Regions from separate parts of the Mus musculus genome. Here region 1 is linked to region 2. The links are chromatin loops, found by intact Hi-C in ENCODE. Cell type or tissue: gastrocnemius. All regions are shown on one strand. Each heading gives the region's core, and the rest is flanking DNA. Links, peaks and the distances in the headings are about the cores only.

Evidence for each region. Hi-C counts contacts between places; a loop is a spot of excess contacts. Peaks named below come from ENCODE experiments on the same cell type or tissue, not always from the same donor. Only the 100,000 strongest peaks of a DNase experiment are listed, where the experiment ranks them.
Region 1: it touches region 2 in a loop (2.2-fold over the local background); 8 of 42 quality-filtered maps call a loop at or near these places.

Annotation. Positions count from the first base shown.
Region 1 is chr16:22,299,744-22,305,786 of GRCm38, forward strand. No RefSeq gene overlaps it. Among named protein-coding and RNA genes, the nearest start is that of Tra2b, 37 kb to the left of the region's middle. In gastrocnemius, for the core only: a CTCF peak has its summit at 3,050 (motif pointing right); a DNase peak (open chromatin) is centred at 3,068.
Region 2 is chr16:22,437,825-22,443,867 of GRCm38, forward strand. Etv5 (ets variant 5) reads right to left here and starts at 1,746. Exons shown (of 13, transcript NM_023794.2): 1 at 1,693-1,746. In gastrocnemius, for the core only: a CTCF peak has its summit at 2,631; DNase peaks (open chromatin) are centred at 737, 1,259, 1,906, 2,614 and 1 more place; H3K4me3 peaks cover 2,636 bases; H3K27ac peaks cover 2,442 bases.

The DNA of each region.
Region 1 (6,043 bases), core at 727-5,726, 140 kb before region 2:
GTGAGCAGTCCTTTCATACACTGCCCACACCTGGCAGCGGCATAAACTGTTGCTAGGTCCCTGGGAGGAGCCCAGTGGAATGTGCTGTAAGCTGACAGGGACAGGATCCCATCATCAGAGTTAGTCTCCAGGAACCAAAATCTCCCAGGAGACAGGTCCTCAGCCTGCTCCAGCACAGACTACATAGAGCCTGCAATCTGTGGGTTAGAGTTACCCTGGGTAAAGAGTTAATGACCACTCCCGTCCAGGGTTCCCAAATATTCAGGCTGCAGCACTGGGTGTGCCTGAGCCTGGTCTCTACTACAGGGAGAGCTGACATTTACTAGTCAACCACAGCCTTTTGTACCAACCCTGTGAGAGCCAACAACCACAGTTCCTTCTGTGAGCTCCATGCCTTTGGAGGGATACTTCCTCAGAAACCTCTTGCCCCCACAGCTGCTTTTCACACGGCTCCTTTAGATTTGATGAAGTCACTCGCGTGGGGCGGAGGACCTGCTGATGCTTTGCTGACACTACTTTGATTGGCTTTGTAAGACCAGCACTGTCCATGGGGGATGTACCAATGAATGGGTCTCGGTAGCTGACATTGGAGAGTCATCTCTAACATCAGTCTTTTCTAGCATTTTTGCTTCTCCAGAGGAGTATATAGGCAGAGCTGTGGGCCTCAGTGCAGAGACTCTAACAATACAGCAGTACTCTGATGTTTTGTCCAGGATTTCGGGGAAGGACATACGGAACACTAAGGTGAGTTCTTTTGTTGTTTGAGACAGATTTTTTCTTTCTTTTTCTTTTCCTTCTTCTTTTTTTTTAACCTATCTAGTGGTGCACGCACATGTGCGCGTGCACACACACACATACACACATACACACACTCATGTACATGCACAAGCCACATCCTATGTGTGTGTGTTAGTTCTCACCTTCTACTATACATGTCTCACAGGACACACTCAGGTTTAGGCTTCCTGGCCTTTACTTGTTGAGCCATCTCATGGGTTCTTTAAGTAGCCCAGGCTGTCCTCAAGCATGAAATAAACACCCTGCCTCAGATTCCAGTGTCCGGGCAGGCACCCTCATGCCTGGCTCCAACGATGAGTTTTTGGTGATTCAGTGGGATCACAGGAGGCTACCTAGGTTAACATCCCATTGATCTATTACGTCATTAGCTTTACCAGTGGCTTCTGGGGAGGAGGAGCTCACACTGTCAAACAAATGGAGAAGGTGCCACTCTGACACATCTTTACCTTCCCTATTGCTTTATTTCCCTGGCTTAATGTTAATTCGCTTGTTAAGTAAAACAAATCGCTTTTGTGTGGGAGGAATTTAGAATCCAAAGATCAAGCAAGGTAAACTTTTTCACCTACACTGTTCCAGCCCCTTCACCAGCTCTTAACAGCTGATTTGGGGACGCAGGTTCAGGTAGGGGCAGGGAATAAAAGGTGCGTTAGTCTCTCAGCCTCAGCTTCCTGGATTGTAGATTGACGGGTGCTCTGGTGCCCACTTCAGAGTGCCCTTGTAATAATGGGACAGGATATATTTAGAGTCTACCTTAATGCTCAGCACACAGTAGGGACACACCAAGTACTCTGTGCCCAGTGTTACCTTGGAACAACTTGGAGTACAAGGGAAGGGAGGAGGGACATTGGAACACAAAATCCAGTCCTTAACTGTGCCATCCAGACTTTTTTCCCTGTAAGTGCCAAGAGGAGGCTTCGCACAAGAAACGGGTTTTGGGGTGGAGGGTTGGCTCAGTGGTTGAGAGTCTTGCTCTTCTTTTGAGAGCTGGAGTGCAGTTCCCCACATCAACTCTGGGAGGCTCACAACCACTCAAGCTCCAGGGGACCCGACTCCCTTCTGCCCTCCTTGGGCACCCTCAAATGCATGCACAAACACATACATATACATCAATAATAAGTCTTTTTAAGAAAGAATGGATTTGTAAAGACTCCTGACCAACAGTGCCCTATGTCTTATAGGTGGCATCTGGTGTGTGGCAAGGACAGCTCTTTACAGGCAATAGGAAGAACTGGTGTCATTTCCCCACGTAGGTGCTGGTGAGGATGGGGACAGATCTGGTCATACAACTGAGTTGAATAGTTGCAATATTACGGCTCACAAAAGTCTCAAGTAGTTATGTATAGTCCTTGAAGAGACAGTTGATCTATGCAGGGTGTCTTAGTTTTGTTTCATGCTGCTGTGATTTAAAAAAAAAAAAAATGCCCCAACAGAAGCAACTTAAGGGGAAAGGGCTCATTTAGCTCACAGCTCCAGGATATAGTCCAACATTGCTGGAGTAGAGAGCAACCAATTAATGCATGCGTGCTAGGGCCCAGCTGCCTTTTTCCTTCTCATTCAGTCCAGGTCCCAGCCCAGAAAGTGGCTGCCTACCTTCATTCAGCGTGAGCCTCTACTTCAGTTGATCCAATTACGATAATAAATACCTCACAGGCATGCCCTCAGACCAAGCTACTCAAGATCTCTGTTATTAATATGCACTTCCTAGGTGATTCTAGATTGAGTCAAATTGACAATTACCACACCAGCACCGTGGCTCACACACCTGTAATTGCAGCACACAGGATGTTGGGGACAAGGAGGGGTTTTTGTGAGTTGTAACCTGAGTAGAATGAGATTGTGTCCCAACATCCAACCCCAAAAGAAAGTGTCTTGACTCCGGCTCTTTTTTTTGGGGGGGGACCCTGGGGGTTCGAGACAGGGTTTCTCTGTATAGCCCTGGCTGTCCTGGAACTCACTCTGTAGACCAGGCTGTCCTCGAACTCAGAAATCCTCCTGCCTCTGCCTCCCTGGTGTATTCATTCTTACAGGACTGGTTTTGGATGGTTCAGGAACTTCCTAGAATTTTAGACAGATACCTGTTCCCTGGAAGTTCTTGGAACATTGATTTATTCTCTACTGCAGTTAAAGCTTTTATGGCACCTGAAGTTCCAGGTCATTACAGGCAAGAAGTTCTGTGTATCTATCTGGAAGACAAGCCCGGATTTGCCCTCAGGTAGCAAAATGCTTAGGCAATGTGTTGATTGTGGCCACCAGGTGGTGCTCTAGCCCGCCCAGTTTGGTACACTCTGGTCTCCAACCTGGCCAACCTCTCTGTCCGCTCAGAGGGAGTCTATGGGACAGATGGTTCAGGCTAAGCAAAGTCCACCAAACCCTCATTCGTTGTTCAGGTAGAACTGTCTGTTTAACTGCTGAGAAAGCACGGCTCTTTCAGAAAATGAGTTTCAAGAGAACAGATTTCAAAAATCTTTAAAAACCTGTAATAGATCACCATTTATGAGATTTGCTAGTTGTCATAGTTACAAGATGACAATGTGACTTAGAGACAGCCTTTAAGTCACCTCCCCCCATGCTTCCTACATAAGTTATTCTGTTTCCAAACTCAAAGTTTTAAACATTTTTTCTAATTTTAAAATACAGTTTTTAAAATTTGTGTGTCTGTGTGTGGCATGTGTTTGTATGCGCACATACATGCAGGGGCTCTAGGAAGGCAGAAAACTAAACTCAGGTTTTCTGCGAGAGCAGCATACATTCTTAATCTCCAGCCCTTATCTTTTCAAACACTTATAACAGTAACTGAGGCCATTATTAAAAAGAAGATAAAAACCACCTAATTTCATCTCTTGAAATAAGAAGGCCTGCTAGTTTCTTCCAATTATTTTCTACTATATGTAATATGTATTATTTTTATATATTTATATATAATATTTATATATTAAAGCAACACTCAATGGGCCATTTCATTCAATGTTATGAACACTCCTATTTTGCTAAAGTTCTTCAAATATATTAATATAATAAAGTTTTATAATTCTGTTGATGGGCATGTATGTTGCTCTTGAACTTTCTTTTCTTTTTCCTTTTTTTTTTTGTTTTCCCTTTGAGACAAGCTGGATTAGAACTTGCTATGTTGCCCAGACCAGACTCCAACTCACAGAGATTCTTCTTCAAGAGCTGGAATGGAGTTTTTATTACTAAAAATGGCTTGTGATGGCCTGGGGGTGGTGGTACATTTCTTTAATCCCAGCAGAGGCAGGTGGATCTCTGAGTTTGAGGCTAGCCTGACCTACAGAGTGAGTTACAGGACAGCCAGAGCTTTGCAGAGAGAGCCTGTGTTGGAGGAAAAGAGCATACGACTATCACTTTTTTTTTAAATCTGTTTTGAATTTGGAGGAAGTTCATTGTCAGGGACACTCAAGCTAGGCTTCTCAGACCAAGCCACAGTCCTGGCTTCCCATGCACCGTTACTTCTCACTCATTGTTTTAAAAATACGTGGAGGCCCAGCGAGGTGGCTTTGAGGGAAGACAATTGATGCCAGCCATGGTGGCCGGAGCTTGAGTCCCTGTAGTCAGCTCCCTGTACTGGTAGGAGAGAGCGGACTCCTGCATGACCCACACTGGTGGAGTGTGTGTGTGTGTGTGTGTGTGTACAGTAAGGTCACAGTTCACCTCTGAGGGACGGCAGGTTGTACTGAGTCAGCTATTAGAGAGGATGCCCGTCTCTTTAGTCGAGGCAGGTATGCATCTAGTTAGTGTCAGGCAGGTGTCAGTAAGCATGGGATGTGCGCCAGTGTTTGTGCCTGGCAGAGAATAGAAGGATGGAAGAGAGAAAACAAACCATAACTAATCACAAAGAGGAGGAAATGGATAGAATAGCCCCTGAGTAAAGAGTCAGCGTGATGGGAACCAATGTCCGTGTGGAGCCAGCAAGGTAGACTATCCCAGAGGCCTGCTGGGGGATCTCAGGAGAAAGGGAGATGAAGCACTCTGAAGATGCTCAGATCTACCTTATCCAGATGCCTGGACCTCAGACGGTTGAGCCTTGAGTGTCTGTCAGCTGGCACATGGGTGTAACATCACCAACTAGGGCTGCGGCTGGAACCTGTGACCAAATGCATCAACATCTCTGCAAAGAAGTACCTGCCTATTTCCATGGAATGCCACACTTAAAGGCTACCTATAGTTTCACATAGCCTGGATCAGAATTTACCACCCAGTTAGCTCATCAGATTCCTGACAAACTGTGTGATAGTTACGTGAAGAGTTTTTCAGATTTTGAAGTTAAAGGATATGAACCTGCATCATTATTAAAATGGATATTCAAAGTTATTTTAAGTGCAAACTGTAACATTTATTGCTTTCTTCCTTATTCTTAAAAGATCATCCCAGAAGCTGATGAGAGGCTGGGATTCCCTGGAGCAGAGGAATTGGCCAATATGTTTCATTTCTTTCAAATGAAGCCCAACTGTGACATCAAGCATACCTGTTGAAATAATTCAAGGTTTATCATTCATAAGTAAAAGACACACACACACACACACACACACACACTTTACATTTTAATATGCTTTAACCAGCACAATAGCTGGGCCACTGCCTGTCTTCCATGATGTTGATCTCTACCTCTCACCAATAATCCCAAGTTATTACTTACTAACTCTGTGTTCCGTCTTCGCTGCCCTGGACCCAGCTGAGCAGCTCTCTGGGCCGCGGCCACGCTCTCCCGGCTCCTTCACATGGAGGCCATGACTCTCAATCCTGCACTCTTCTTAGGTATGGTGCTTTCCAGTGGGGCAGATCATCTCTTTCCTCCCATCCCCAAACCCAGGAATCCTAAAATCCAGCCGCTGTCTGCCCTGCCCAGCCATTGGCTGTTGACATCTTTATTTATCAATCAGAACAAACTGGGGGCAGGTTCACAGAAGCTCCGTGCAGACATTCTCGTACAAACAATTTTGGGGGGAACACAATTAGCATTCATAATACAAGCAGCAACACTTACCCACCATCTAAACCCCCAAATCATAAGCTTCAGTCAGTTTATCTCAGATAACCAGAGAGCCTTTCAAGGCATGTGAAGAGCCTCAGCCATTGAGGCTGCAAGGTGTCCTGTTTCCCAATCCCCCAGTCCTTGCAACATATTTCCCTTTACAGAGCAGCTAGGTTGGGGGATGGGGTGGGGGGGGAGAATTATCACACCATCTGAGGGTTCTCTACCCCTCCTCTCCAGGGATATTTGATACAAAAC
Region 2 (6,043 bases), core at 601-5,600:
TTTTCATAAGTGAGCAGGATACAAGAAAACCCTTCACAGCCAGCACTTGGCCCAAGTAATCAGATATTTTCAAAGTCAAAGGAAAGAGAGTTCGCAACTTCCTAGAAAAACACTTCTGCCAGCTTGCCTTCCTTCCACACAGTGCAAACATCGTTCAGAATGAGGCCTCTCTTGAATGTCACCAACCAGGACCCAAATCTGAGAATCTTTAGTAGACTGTGGAGAAGAAAGAATTCTGTGCTGTATTTTTAAAAATTTTGACTAAGTTGTGGCCTCAGAAATTCTTAAATGTCTGTTGTGGGTTAAGAGAACAACGTGTAGGAAAACCAGAGGATAAAATATTTTTAGAAGCTCATGATGCGCAAAAAAATATCCTTTGAAAAAAATCGGTAAAAAGAAACTTCCCTAAGAGATTCCAAAAGCAGCAGCAAGGATCTTCTAAGCAGCCCTTCGAGTTCAAGAGCTGGAAACGTCGTGTTCAAAGTATCTTTTAAAAGCCTGCAGGGAAGGCTTCGGTTCATCCTGGAGTTTAAACCACTTCCTTTGTGTCGTCGTAGTCGCTCCCCCCCCCCAGCCCCCAAATCCAGGGTGCCCCCAGGAAAACTTTAACTGGGCGCAGCGACCGGATCGAGGCCCCTCCCCGTGGCGCGCAGCGAGCCTGGTTTTATGAATGGGAGATGGAGCCGCGGCCGCCACCGCAGGTAGAGGCTGTAACTGGATCCCTCGCGCCCGGCCCCATTCACAAAACAAGACACACTTCCACCCAATTCCCAGCCTTCCCATTCATGAAAACTCCTTCAGCTGCGCCCCCGCCCCCACTCCCAACGCACGCTTAGCCTCCGACGCAGGCCCCTCACCCCAGCGTTTTAGGAAGAAAGCTCAATGCTTCATTCACAAAAAAAAAAAAAAAAAAGGGAGAAAAAAAAAAAAGCCTCAGAGCTCAGAGCCCAAGAAAGAAACCTGCTTCATTCATAAAGTCACCCACATTCAGAAAACGAGGTGCAGCGCTGGCCGATACCAGCAGCCTCATTTGCTCCTGATCACACATGCCGCCTCCCCTCATCACCCCCTACTTAATCAGTACCCCCTTTGCGGGGGAGACCCCGAATCATTCACGAGGTTCCAGCACACTCTCGGCAGCCTCGGAACCGGTTCTCTCTTCCCCCAGGCCGTGGCTCAGGCGGCCCCAATACCCTCAGCCCTAAGAGGAGGGAGTGGGGGGCTGCGGGCCCGCTGCCCAGTCTCCAACTTGCCAGGCCTGCAGAAGTTCGGGCAGATCCTGCACCCTCAGGCTGCACATGTCGGTGTCATTTAACTCTCGGGGTTCTGAAGCAGAACCCCTGAAACTGCTGCTCGCCTCCCCCCACCCCCCATATTAAGAGTCGCGGAGCGTTTCTTCTCGCGAGCCTCCCAGGGCCCTCGGGGGCCCACAACTTCGCGCCCCGCACCCCGTTCTTGCACCCCGCTTCTGTAGCCTGAGCCGGGCACCCCGCTCCCTGCACCCGCTCCAGCACCCCGGGTGCCTCCTCCGCGGCGTGCGGAAACCCGTTCTCCGCTCGCTCCGGAACCGCTAGCCGCCCCCGCCCGAAGCCTCCCAGGAACCGAACCGAACCGGGCCTCGGGGGGAGGGGGCGGCTAGCTCCGGGAGTCACCCCAAGCACGCCCAACTGAGGACCCAGAACCAGTCCGCACCTGAGCGGCCACTCCGCGCGCCCGCCTGCGCGCCTCCGTGGCGGGCTGGGCCGCAGCGATCGGGGATGAAGACCGCTCTGCGCGCCGGCCTCCGGACTCTGCGCCGCCCTGCAACCCGCTGCAGCACTGGCCCGGCCCCCGCCGGCTCCGCCCGCCGCCATTGGCCCGCAGCCCAGAGCACACACGTCCCCATTGGTCGGCGGCCATCCCCGCGGCTGCCCATCACCTCTTGTTTACCCTGTCTTCAGGCAAATCCAGCTGGGCCGCCCCATCATCTGCGGCGCCCATTGGCTAACGGTCGGCCTCCCTCAACGCCCTCAGAGGTCTGTTTTACATAATTTATGCGCTGGGCGCCATTGACCAATCAGCACCGGCTTGTTTATATAATGAATGTAAGGACGTTTTTCATTCATAAAAAACGCGACCTGAGGGGGAAGCTTAGCTGAGTCAGTGAAGCTCTTAAAGGGGCCACTCGCGAAGTTCCCCCTGGCCTCGGCCTGCACCGCTCCTCCCGCCACCCCCGCGCGGGGCCGCTTGGCGCCAGGCGTTCGCAGCTGCAGCAGCGAGCTAAGTTATCATTTTAGAACTCAGGCGAGAGGAATTCGTCATTCCACACACAGAAACTCGCTGACCCTGCCTGGGCGTTCGGCCCATAGAAACACAAAAAACGGAAACCGAGCCCTCTAATCTTAGCTACCTTGAAGAGAAGCCTTAATTTTTTTTTTAAACCAGGTTTCCAGTGGGAAAAAAAAGTAGTTACCTTCCTTTAAAAACCTGAGCTTTTCCAGATCTTAGTGATGTACCCATGTTGCCAAAGCCTAAGGCCCGACCCGATCGCGTCTTCTCGGGCTAATAATTGCCTCTGAGCTCTACAGGCAAGAGGCTACAGCCAGAAACCCGGTTCGTGGATCGCACCGGGCCGGTAGAGGGCCTTGGAAGCACAAATCCCTTTGAAACGTGCGTGCAGTTAGACCGCTTGCTTCTCTCCCGGGCTGCTTGTTTTCCATTTAAGTGTTGAATGCAAGATGGTGTGTTTGCGAATTAGATCCCGTGCAGCTGGGAACCGGGAGAAGCAGTGTTGCTTGCCAAAGGATCGGGCATTGACTGCAGTTGTTGAGATTCTTAACAGGGTGTTCCAGGAAACAAATAAAACAATCCTCTGCCCCTTCCAACTCCTCGTCCTGCTCCTGCCACCGACAATGGCCGTTCTCTTCTTTTCCCAAGGACGCTAGGGTGCTTGTGAACGAGTTCTGTTCTCTACTAACCGGGCAGCAAGGTGTCAGCGTTTGGAGAGTTGAGCCTCAGCAAAGCGGGTCCCAAGTTGTTACCCTAAGGGTGCCCAGTGCCCCACAGTGAAACACGTGGTGTGGATTTCTAGTCCGCGGCCTTTCCCCCCTAAGCTTGTGGATCAGAGCTGGTACTTGGTGTGTTGATTACAGTCCTTGACCAGTTTGAATGCTGGGATGAGACCTGCACCCAGGTTCAGTGGGCTGAGTTATCGGTTTTGCCGGAGACTGGGAAGGGCACCAGTTGAAGTGTGGGCAGGTGCTTTGAACTTTTAACGAGCAGTTCCTTGATATTTAATTTCCTGCCTGAGCACAGTGCTTCCCTTAGCTCCTATTCTAGTTGGTGGCTATAGAGTTTGTCCTCTTGTACCCGTGTTCCCAGCTTGTTTCTGACGTCCTGAAGGCTTTCAATTCAGCAAGGCCCACACTAGTTCCAGATCCTCTCTCACCGGCTTGGTCCCATCACCGCCATCCCTCCCTGTTCTCATCCCAGGCCAACCTCCTGCCTGGTTGAAATTTCTTCAAGAATTTCCTACTCCCCTTTGCTTAATTGTCTCAGATCCCAGTCCTCTAAAAGTTCTGTGGCTTGCTGTATCAGCTCCAGTGCAGGCCTCTTCACAGTGGTTCCTTCACATTCCTTACACTCCACGCCTGGAGTGTGGCTGTTGTGACCTTTGCCTCAGACCGAAGCTCTCCATTCCTCCTTGAGAAGAGAAATTTGAAAGTGTGTAGCAATAAACAGGGGCTAACTGGAATGAGGGAAAGTATTGTGTGTCATACTTGATTTATGTATTTGTTACTCTTTGAGACAGGACCTTGATACGCAGCCGGTTTGGCCTGGAACTCACTATGTAACCCAAACTCACCTCCAGCTAGTTGTCTATTCTTCCCCTCCTCCTAGGTGTTGAGAAGGCAGTCATGTGCCCAGGAGTCCTGGGTAGTTATGGTAGTTTGGGAAGATCATTGAGAACTTGCCTAGAAGGCACAAAGTCCTGGGTTATAGACCCAGCACCACAGAAAAGAGAGAAGTTGATAGCCACAGTATCATATGTGGGGAATTATGCTTCATTAAAGCTATTGGTAACTAATAACTTAGTCATCCAGCAAACATTTAGGATGTACCAGATATTCAGCCAGATCCTGTGCTGGGCTATAAATAAATAAATAATAAATAAATAACATAGAGATGAATGATCTCCAGGGGTTGCCTTGGGCAGCCCGTAGTCACACAGCCCTCCACAGTCTAGCTATGTCCCCACAGTGAGGCAGTGAGAAGACATTCATCACTATTAATATCTCCATTCTACAAATGAGAAACTGAGGTGCGACAGGAGTCCCACCCAGCAAGGACATCCGAACAGAGTCCAGAGGCCAAAATGGCTTCCACTCCTCTCTTGCTTCTCTATCCCCATTCACATCCCACTGTCTTTCTCTTGTTATCTCTGCCAGATAGGAGAGTTAAGGGTAATACGAGAAGTTTCTAGTCTAATGCGCTGGATCTCCGCTCCTAAGAACATATTTACATAGGGGATTTGTAGAACAAGTGCTCTAATTATCATTCCTTCCCCTCCAGGAGAGAAACAGTTTTGGAAAAGGAAACAAAAAGAGGCCCACCCCCTGGGACATTCTTCTTGTGTCAATCTAGCCTTTGTCCTTGGGCAGTAGCAAAACTCGGTCACAATGAGAAACTAGACGCCTGTTCTTCACCAAGTTCAGTTTGCAGCGTCAGTTAGAGGAGGCAATGAGGGCGAGGGGAAGGGAGGAAAGGAGGCCCCAAGCCTGGCTGCTTGCCTCCTTTTACAGGTCTGCTTTCTACATGGCCCCTACAAAATGCCAAAGCAAGCTAGAGTGTAAGGCCCACAACCCACCTTTAAGCTGGTATCCAAACTGATGGACGTGCTCCGGTTGTCCCTATATCGCCTTGTGCCTCCTGTTTCACTATGGCAAGTGTGGCCCTGGGGTGCGGGGACATAACCAAGGATGTGAAGACAAACACTAAATGGGACAGAGATGTTTTCTTCAAGGGAAAGGTCAAGAATTCAGTCTTATTTTCTAAGATTTAGGAAGAAGTGCCCTGAGGCCTGAAAGAAAAAAAGAAAATATTCCACCGTCTGTGTCTCTTTAAACAAATCGGTGTCCTGTTGCTCCTTCCAGCCAGGGGATAGTGAGGTCCCACCGTTACTAGAAACTTCCTCTGTTCAGTTCCACATAAACAGCATTATTTCAGCCTGTAACCCTCTGCGCATGCACCATAACGATCACCTCTATAGGTGAAGAAACTGAGGCACGGAGATATCACAGAGCGGGAGAGGGTTATGGTCCAAGTGCCATGTGTCTTAACAAGGGTCTCAGCTAGTGGTTCTATTTTGAGGGCAGCAAAATGTTTAGGAGGTGGTAGAATTGGGTCCTGGGGGACAGACTTTTAAAGGTTGCAGAGCAGACCCTGGCTTCAGAGCATCCTTGCCACTTCTCGGTAAGAAGTTCCTCCTCAGCCATGGTCAGAGCTGCCCTTCCTGCTCAGCCAGACCAGAACTCACTAAGCCAAAGGCCAAAATAAATCTTCCCTGCGTTCAATTGTTTCAGTTGAGGTAATCTGGTCACAGTGACTCCAAAATTAACTAATACAGAGAGTGTATCACACAGGGTTTCCCCAGAGCCTGCTATTTAATCACAAGGCTGGGCAGCCCAGTCCGTTAGAAGCTGTACGATTGAACACAAAAAGCCTGCTTTGGAAGAGCCAGACTCTATTTGGAGACTTTGCCTAAATTAACTCGCTTGATCCTTCTATCAACCCTATGATCTGTATCCCATCAGGCTCCTGTTTGCTAGATGTGGTAAGTAAGGCACAAAGGTTGGGAAATTTTTTTTCAAGGGCATGTAACTAGTAAGAGAGAGACTCGTGAGCTGAATGTAGGAATGTAGATCTTAAACAAGGCCTTGCTCTCTGGCACTCTCCTGCATTAGTTCCCATCTGAGGTTCCAACTCTTCGTGTGCCGCTCTCACAAGAGTAGTTCCCAGGAAACTTGCTCCAGAAATCCCACCTAGGCTTCGTTGGCATTATCCT